Regions from separate parts of the Mus musculus genome. Here region 2 is linked to region 1. A link is a contact called in ENCODE Hi-C or POLR2A ChIA-PET data. All regions are on one chromosome and are shown on one strand. Each heading gives the region's core, a stretch centred on a gene start or an enhancer-like site at or near the end of the contact. The rest is flanking DNA. Distances are from core to core; before and after follow the strand shown. Region 1 holds the start of Sdc1 (syndecan 1). Region 2 has its middle 19 kb from the start of Gm33418.

What was found. A loop is a pair of places that touch in the nucleus more often than their neighbours do. ChIA-PET counts read pairs that join two places held with the same protein, here RNA polymerase II (POLR2A).
Region 2: a loop to region 1 is called in a map of heart, with 2.1 times the contacts of the local background. The contact joins the enhancer-like site here to the promoter of Sdc1 in region 1. A Hi-C loop is called at or near these places in 4 of 37 maps with a recorded cell type or tissue (CH12.LX, Patski, T-helper 2 cell and 1 more). POLR2A ChIA-PET finds 5 or more read pairs at or near these places in 2 of 5 experiments (Patski and embryonic stem cell).

Annotation. Positions count from the first base shown.
Region 1 is chr12:8,769,289-8,773,252 of GRCm38, forward strand. Sdc1 (syndecan 1) reads left to right here and starts at 2,108. Exons shown (of 5, transcript NM_011519.2): 1 at 2,108-2,413. The coding sequence starts at 2,348. Gm4755 (a long non-coding RNA gene) reads right to left here and starts at 1,983. Exons shown (of 3, transcript XR_381238.4): 1 at 1,677-1,983; 2 at 223-1,340.
Region 2 is chr12:8,810,410-8,814,190 of GRCm38, forward strand. No RefSeq gene overlaps it. Among named protein-coding and RNA genes, the nearest start is that of Gm33418, 19 kb to the right of the region's middle. Within about 2 kb of position 1,287, at least 1 of the 3 ENCODE cell types and tissues checked has a DNase peak (open chromatin) inside an H3K27ac peak, as active enhancers do; it is heart, where a contact is called at or near this core.

The sequences.
Region 1 (3,964 bases), core at 858-3,357:
ACAGACACTGTCAACCTATGCAGACAGTCTGCTCCAGCTCAGATGTCAATTGCATGCAGACCTGCAGTCAGACGCTAAGCTCCCTACCTACTCTCCATCAGCTTAGATGTAAGGGGTGCTGGAACAAAGGCTCTCTCTCTCTCTCTCTCTCTCTCTCTCTCTCTCTCTCTTTCTTAGAATTAGTATTCTATTTTATTTTATGTAAATTGGTACTTCACTTACATGTATGTCCGTGTGAGGATGTTGTATCCTCTGGTACTGGAGTTATAGACAGCTGTAAGTCGCCATACAGGTGCTGGGAATTGAACCCTGATCCTCTGGAAGAATAGTCAGTGCTCTTAACCCCTGAGCCATCTCTCCAACCTCTTGCATATTGAGGACAGGGAGGAATCACAAGCCATGTAGGGTGCCTGGGCTCTGAGGTCAACAGGACCATAGCCTCCTTTCTTTATGTGCCTTTCTTGGGGTCTCCCTATAGGAGTCGTCTTCGTTGCCTCTTTACTGTCTCATTGATCTGGGCTAAACTTATGCAGTTGGAAGGAAAGATCAAGCTGGTCATGTTTAAAACATGAAACAGCCTCATCAGTCCCTTCCTGTTCCCGTCTCCCCCCCCCCCTCCCGCCCCCATTTTGAGAGGACAGGAAGGTAAAATACCAAAGTGTCCTATTTTCCTCCAAATATCAGGCTCAAAGGACTGAAGAGCTGACTTCAGATCCCAAAGCCACTGTGTTAGGAGGCACCTGCTTTTTAGGTCCTAAGCCTTCCTGAGCCTTGCTATTGGGTATTCTTTACCAAGACCCTCAAGGATCTAGGCAAGAACTGGGCAGGATCTGTATGTAGCCCATAGTTAGACCTAGGGCAGCTGAGACGCCAAAAGGGAGAGTTTCCTGAGGACAAAAGTGTTCAAACACAACTGGGTGCTGGTTGTTGGGCTACTGCTGGAGGTGTGGTGTGTGTAAAGGAGGCTGTTGAATTCCCAGAAGGCTGGTTCCACAGTGTAGAGTCTACACTGGGGACTTCCCGAGACGCTGAGCCTCAGATCTAGCTTCTCAGTCCAGGCCAGCTGATGTGGGGCTGAGGAACAAGGATGGATGCCATCTATGGCCCCTGCCTTGCAGGTGCAAAGGGCCTTTGGCACCATCTACAGATTGAGGGCAAGACAGGGCTGGTTCTTCCTCCTTGCTCTCGCTGCTATCTGCCTCGCCTGTAGGCTCTCTGGGCTCCTTTTTGGACTGACACGTCTGAAGGACGTTGGAAACTGTGAGGTCCAGGCCCCATAGAGAATCATGAAGGAACAGGAATTCAACTGGAGCTCCGCAGCTGGTTAGGCCTGCGGTCACCTGGAAACAAAGAGGCCATTTATTTTTTCCTTTGGTCTTGGACAAGGAAGAGAAGGGGCTTTCTATAAATAGAAAGACAGCAAAAAAGAAAATAATAATAATAATAATAATAATAATAATAATAAAAACAATAACAAAGCCAGCTCTTCCAGACAGTGCTCATGTCTTTAAAGGTCTTTAAAGGTCTGGAGTTCCCAGCAATTAAGTAAAGGACCAAGACCTCAGGGGTCCCCTATCCTCAGCCCGTGGGGAGGTGGGAACCATACATCGATCCCTCGGTTTATATATAGCCTCATCGCTGTGGGGCTCCGAGGTTGCCCCCAAAATCTTGCTCACCTGGAGGACCCCTGGGTGTCCTCGCCCAGAGGGCGCTGCAGCCTCGCACGTAGAGAACTAACAATCGCCCTTCTCCAGGGCAGTGCCTCCGGACTCCGGACCAGGACATAGTAGCGAGTGCACCTGGGTCTCCGTCAGCTACGCATCAAGGAAGGTGCGACGCGGGAATTACAGATTGCCGGCACTCACCAGTGCTCAGGGGAGGAAGGTGGGACTCAGACCTGCAAGAGCTGAAGAGTGGGGTGGGCTTCGATCCTAGGAGGCGTGGAAGGGGGTGTGGCTGGATCCCTGGGGGGTGGGGCGCTCCAAGGGGCGGGGCAACCCAGGGGGCGGGGCCCGAGGGGTGGAGATTGGGACTACCCAGGCCCGCGGAGCTGGGGGTGGGCGGCTAGTTTTGCAACTGCAGAGCCTTTGGGTTTATTATAAGGCGGAGCTCCGCGGGAGAGGTGCGGGCCAGAGGAGACAGAGCCTAACGCAGAGGAAGGGACCTGGCAGTCGGGAGCTGACTCCAGCCGGCGAAACCTACAGCCCTCGCTCGAGAGAGCAGCGAGCTGGGCAGGAGCCTGGGACAGCAAAGCGCAGAGCAATCAGCAGAGCCGGCCCGGAGCTCCGTGCAACCGGCAACTCGGATCCACGAAGCCCACCGAGCTCCCGCCGCCGGTCTGGGCAGCATGAGACGCGCGGCGCTCTGGCTCTGGCTCTGCGCGCTGGCGCTGCGCCTGCAGCCTGCCCTCCCGGTGAGTGTGGCCCGGGGCAGGGCTGGGAGGCGGCGGGAAGCCGGGACTCGCCACTCGCCGATGCCATGCAGGCGGCAGCACGTGGAGGGGGAGGGGAGCGGGGACTTCTTCCCGCGCTGCCTGGCGGATCCTGGGATGGTGAGCCCTTTAATGAGGACTCCTGTCCCAATTCCTCTACGGTCCGTGGATGCCAGGAGGCTATCCCAGCTCGTGGTCCGGGCGTCCTGCAGAGTGGAACCTCCATTGGTTCCCCGCTCCCAATTAAGTAAAACGACTCCACATGGGTCTGAGTCCGCCGGCCTTAGGCGCTCCGCCGGCCTTAGGCGCCGCTTGGAGTTGCTCTCTCCCGTTGCTGTCTTGCTGGCCATCTCAGCGGCCTGGCCTCCGCCAGTGTCCCGGAGGGATGCAGTGGCCATGGCCACAACGCCTTTTCCATAGACCCTAATTCAAACCAGACTGCAGGCTGCACCCCCAGCGCCGCGGAGTCCGGGCGCTCGGCCCTTTGCACCGGGGCAAGTTTGGGCACAGCAGAGCCGGCGCGGGAACAGGGGGAAGCTGACGTTCGGGGTGGCGGGAGGGACGGGATTAAGGCTGTTTGTGGGACACAAGAGGGTGGCTCAGGGACCTTCGGTTTTTCTCTGGCTGCCCCAGGTGAGCCGGGCCGAGCTGGCAGCGGGAGGTTCCGGGAAGTTGGCTTCAGAACGCTGAAGACCCTAAGAACCCAACTTTGGGGTCGCTGAAGTTGTGCTGCCCCCGGAGGGCCTCCTCCGCATGGCCCGCGCGGGGGACCCTCCCCGCGAGTGGACCCCGGTACGGCTCTTCCCCTCCCCCGACTCGGCTTTGTGCTGAAGCCGCGCGTAGGGAAGGCGGGTCCCTTGGCCCGCCCAGTAGGGCCGCGGGGAAAGAGGGACGAACGTGGAGCTGGCGACTGGTGGGGGAAAGCTTCTGGGTAGGATGCAGCCATCCACCTTTGGTGGGGGTCGGTCTCTCTAATCAGCGGCTTGGCCGACAAAGAGCTTGGTCGAGGGTACCCCAGAAAGTGCTCTCCCGCCCCAGCCGCCGTCCGCTAGCCCGCCTTCCCCAACGGGGGCGCTTTGTTCTCGGCCCCTGTAACCCTTCCCTGGGAACCGCCCCGCAGCGCTGGTCCTTGACGTGGGCCGGGTCCTGGGTCGCCGCCAGGTGTCAGCGCTGCCCTCCGGGTGTCCACGCCCCTAGCCCCCGCACCCGCTGTGAAGTCCCGGGTGTCCTTTCCACTGGCGGCTTTGCCCAACCCCTGGAAGGCAGAGGCGAGGTGCGGAGCCTCAGGCTTTATCCCTCCCGGAAGTGGCAGTCTCCCACCGCCACATCTGGTCTGCTTAACTTCGATAGTCCTGGCAAAGGCAGACACGTGCACAGGGAAGGAGAGTTGAGCGCTGGTAGATACCAAGGTCGTGTACAAATAAAGTGGCACACGGACACGTCCCCAGTCACTGTTAATGGCATTGCCTTCGCTCCTTCCCAGGTGGCTGGTGCTCTCCATCACTCTGGAGCCCAAGAGAGGGCCTCCATAAT
Region 2 (3,781 bases), core at 37-2,536, 40 kb after region 1:
ATCTGCTTCATAAGCTTCCTGTGCAGGTCATGTGATTAAATAAACAAATACACTCAAGTTTCGACTAGGTTGCCTTTAAGAACTTATGCCACCATGGCTCACATAGGCTTCTAGTTTACACGGTAGCAGGCATGTTCAATTCCCTCCAACCCAGGGCACAGCCCAGTAAGGCACTGAATGGAAGAGGAAGAGGATGCAGGAGGCAGAGGTGAAGAGGGAGGGTATCCTTTGAGGAGAGGTAGTAAGAAGGTTGGGTCCCTCAAGTCTGGGTTGCAGGAAAATAAACAGCAAACAGTGTTCCAAGTATTTTCCAGAACTTGGGGCTCCCAAGGCTGGGCTGATAAATCTGAGACAAAAACACGCCGCAGCTTTTTAGACTGACTTGCCTGTTTTCCTTCTTCTCTTTAATTGTTGAGTAGCCTTTGAAGACCTCGGAGGAAATGCCCAGAAGGCCTATACGATCTTTTACCTCATCTTAGACCCTGCATTAGGCCAGTGGGAAGTACCTTTTACTCCTTATTGAGGAAGGGTTATGGAGCAGGAAGAAGCCCGCAGCCCCCTGTGTAGCATCCCCATCTCTTCCTCCTTCACAGAAAACTATCATTCACAGCCCCACCCCCAACACCAGACTCCCTAGCTTCCAAAGCACAGAAGCTTGGTCCTGAAATGGGTGCAGTTCATTTAGGACCTTAGTGATTCGTTCAACAAACAAGAAAAGGCCCAACCTCCAGGGAGGTGGAGTGGGCAGGTGTGGAGAGGGCAGGAGGCTGTAGGCAGACTTGGCACATATGAGTTGTGAGTTCACCACCTCTGTCCAGCCCCCAGGAGTTGAAGTGCTCCCAGGGAAGGGGCCTCAGGGACTGGGTGTGGGGTACATATGCCTGGGACATGCACACACTTGTGTTTCCCTGTGATCAGACCTGAGCTGAGACTCGTGGGGAAGGCTTGGGGGTGAGGGTGGAGAACAGAGGGGTCAACTGTCCAGCTCGCTACCTGCCAAAGTTCTGAATTGGAAGAGTGGGACCCAGCAGCCCCTCCTTGTTCCAATTCAGTCTTGGGGTTGATGCTCTGTGGCTGAGGCAGTGTCGAAAGTGGTCAGATGACGTTGTTTATGGGACATCTCCAGCTAGGCTGAAACCACAGCACAAGAGGCCTGGCAGGAATGTCTAAAGGCTACAGAGGGGTGCTGGCATAGCAAAGACTGGAGTTGTCGTACCTAGCCTGACTGTCTTTTCTCCCTCTTGGGACTGATTGCCCAGCTTCTAGGAGCCTCCTGGCCCTGCTCTATTGAGTCCCTGGAGCCAGGCAGGCGGGTGTGGCAGCCATTGTGTAAGGGTGAGCTCACCCCCTGTTCCGTCCCAGCCTGCACCAGCCTGCCCGCTGCTGGTTAATCATTGTTCAGACACCTTGGCTGGCATGCAGGCTGCAGAGAAAGACATGACAGGGCAGGGTTGACCCTGCCAGGCCTCAGCAAAGCTTTCCCACCCAGCAGGCCTGAGTGGGGCTGTTCCCCTGGACCCCACAGAGGACACTGCTGTGGAACTGAGACTTCTCTTATTTCCTTAGTAGACCTTAGGTAAACAATTCTGATTGGATTCAAGAACATGTCTCTTGAATTTCCTCTGGTGCAATAAACTCAGTGTAATTTAGTGGCATAGCTGGGACAGACAGCAATGCCCAAAGATCTTAAATCCCAGCTCTCCCATGTACTAGGTGACCTTAGTCAGGCTTAATAGTCTCTCCTGCCGTGGTTTCCTGGGCTATGAAAAGGTGCTATTAATGGTGATGCTGCTGTCCTCTCAGGACTGTTGTGAAGGTTAGGACAGTCATAAAGTGCCTACTGTGCCAAGAACTAGAAAGCCCATGAAATCTAAAACTTTCATCACTGTACACAGCTAGTTCTCCAAAGTGAGATGAGTGGCCACCAGGTGTGGGCTGGCCTGTTTGTATGCACTGTCTAAGCACCCTTCAATGTCCTCTTGTGAACTGGATACTGCTCTCCCCAGTTCTCTGGATAAGAACACTCAGATTCCAAGGTATGGGGCAGGTGTGAGCTTGAAGCTCCTGTCCAGGGTCACTTAGTATAAGCCACAAAGGTGAATTTTAACCCTACGTGCGTCTGTGCTCGAATCTCATCTCACTATCGCCCAGCATTGCCAGGTTTACAGATCAAAGATGCAAATCTGGACTTGTCCAGCAATTAAATTCTTCCCACACTCATGGGCATTCTCTCAGCCTGTGTGGGGGTGGAGTGAGGGGTTCTAGGCTCAATCCATGAGAAAGACAAGGAGCTAAGAATGCCTCATTTACTCCCTGGGCCTAAGGAACTCCAGCCCCCTGCCCATGAAGAGACAGGAAGGACCTAACACAGGCCTGCAAGATACCCAGTGCTGCTGCAGCTGAGACCCACAATTATTCATTCATCATAGTTAAATGGAAGGTGAGTGATTATCTAGAGATTATGAGAGACCTGGAATCTTTTCTCTCACCTCAAGCTCCCCCAGGATGATGCTATTAGCTGAGATATGGTTGGATAGCACTTAAGGACATCCCTTTGCAAACCAAAGCAGTGGAGCACTTGTCTCTCAGGAAGTATTATAGCCATCCAGAAGTTCCTTGGTCTAATTCAGAGGTGTGCTTTAAAGGACAGGCTTGGGACCCAGATGGCTTGTCTTTGGGACAGTGGGGATTCTGGGTCCCCTGTCCTCAGGAGCCAGCACATAATTGAAATGGGAGCTTCAGGGGAGAAATTTCATGCCTTTCTTAGAGGTCTATGAATGTGTACATATATGTGCATGTGTGTGCAGGTAGGCATAAATATGCCCCCCCACCCCCGTGTGTGTGTGTGTTTGTGCGTGCGCATACATGCGTACGTGCTGGGCAGCAATGGTTCTCTTCAGAATGGGAAAATGGAAAAGCTACTTAAAGTCATCCCACAGAGCTTCTGCAACCTCTTCGTGGCTCTCCCCACTCCCTGGTGTGGTGGCATTCTTCCTGTGGTATGCCCCTGCCCTAACTCTGGTTCACAGTGACCCTCTCATCCTCCACCCGCGTGTGCTCCCAGAACACACTCTGAGATTCACAGGCTCCTGGGATATTGGTGCCTGAAAATAAGGCTTCCCATGAGCCTCCTGGCCTCTCCACCCACTCATTGTCTATCCTCCTGTTCCTAAACAAATGACCACGGCCTGTGATTGGGAAGTCCAGTTCTGGGAAGGAGATAAGTATTGGAAAAATGACGTCATATGCCAGCTGTCTAGGCCACCAGGCCCTTGCTCCTCCTGGCTGTAATAAATACAGCAGAAAAATAAAGACAAGCCAGACTACAGACTCAAGAAAGTGATGTGTCAGTCTTGATCACCACAGTGAATTGCAAGGCCTTGAGGCTCCCCTCAGTGCCCAATAACATATCTTTCAGACCTTGAGCCCAAAGTGAGCCTTGGTGGCCATGGTTGAAGCCATGGAGAGAGGTGGATGAGACACACATAAGGGTATTAAGAAAATGTGTGATACATGATGTTGTGCAAGTGAAACATGTGGAAGGTGCTGGAATAGCACCTGAAGGAAGTAAAAGAGTGCCAGTCTCTTCTACTATATCTTGTACACCCATCACCAACATCTCCTCACATCTGCCAACTCATTTGGTTGTTTAACAACACATAATGGAGGTACCTGGGAGCTACAAGAAAAATAAGCAGGTCTTGAAGGAATTGGAAGGTTCTAATCTCATCTTCAATTGCACACAAACACGTATGCTACCTCCAGTATCTTCCTGATCTCA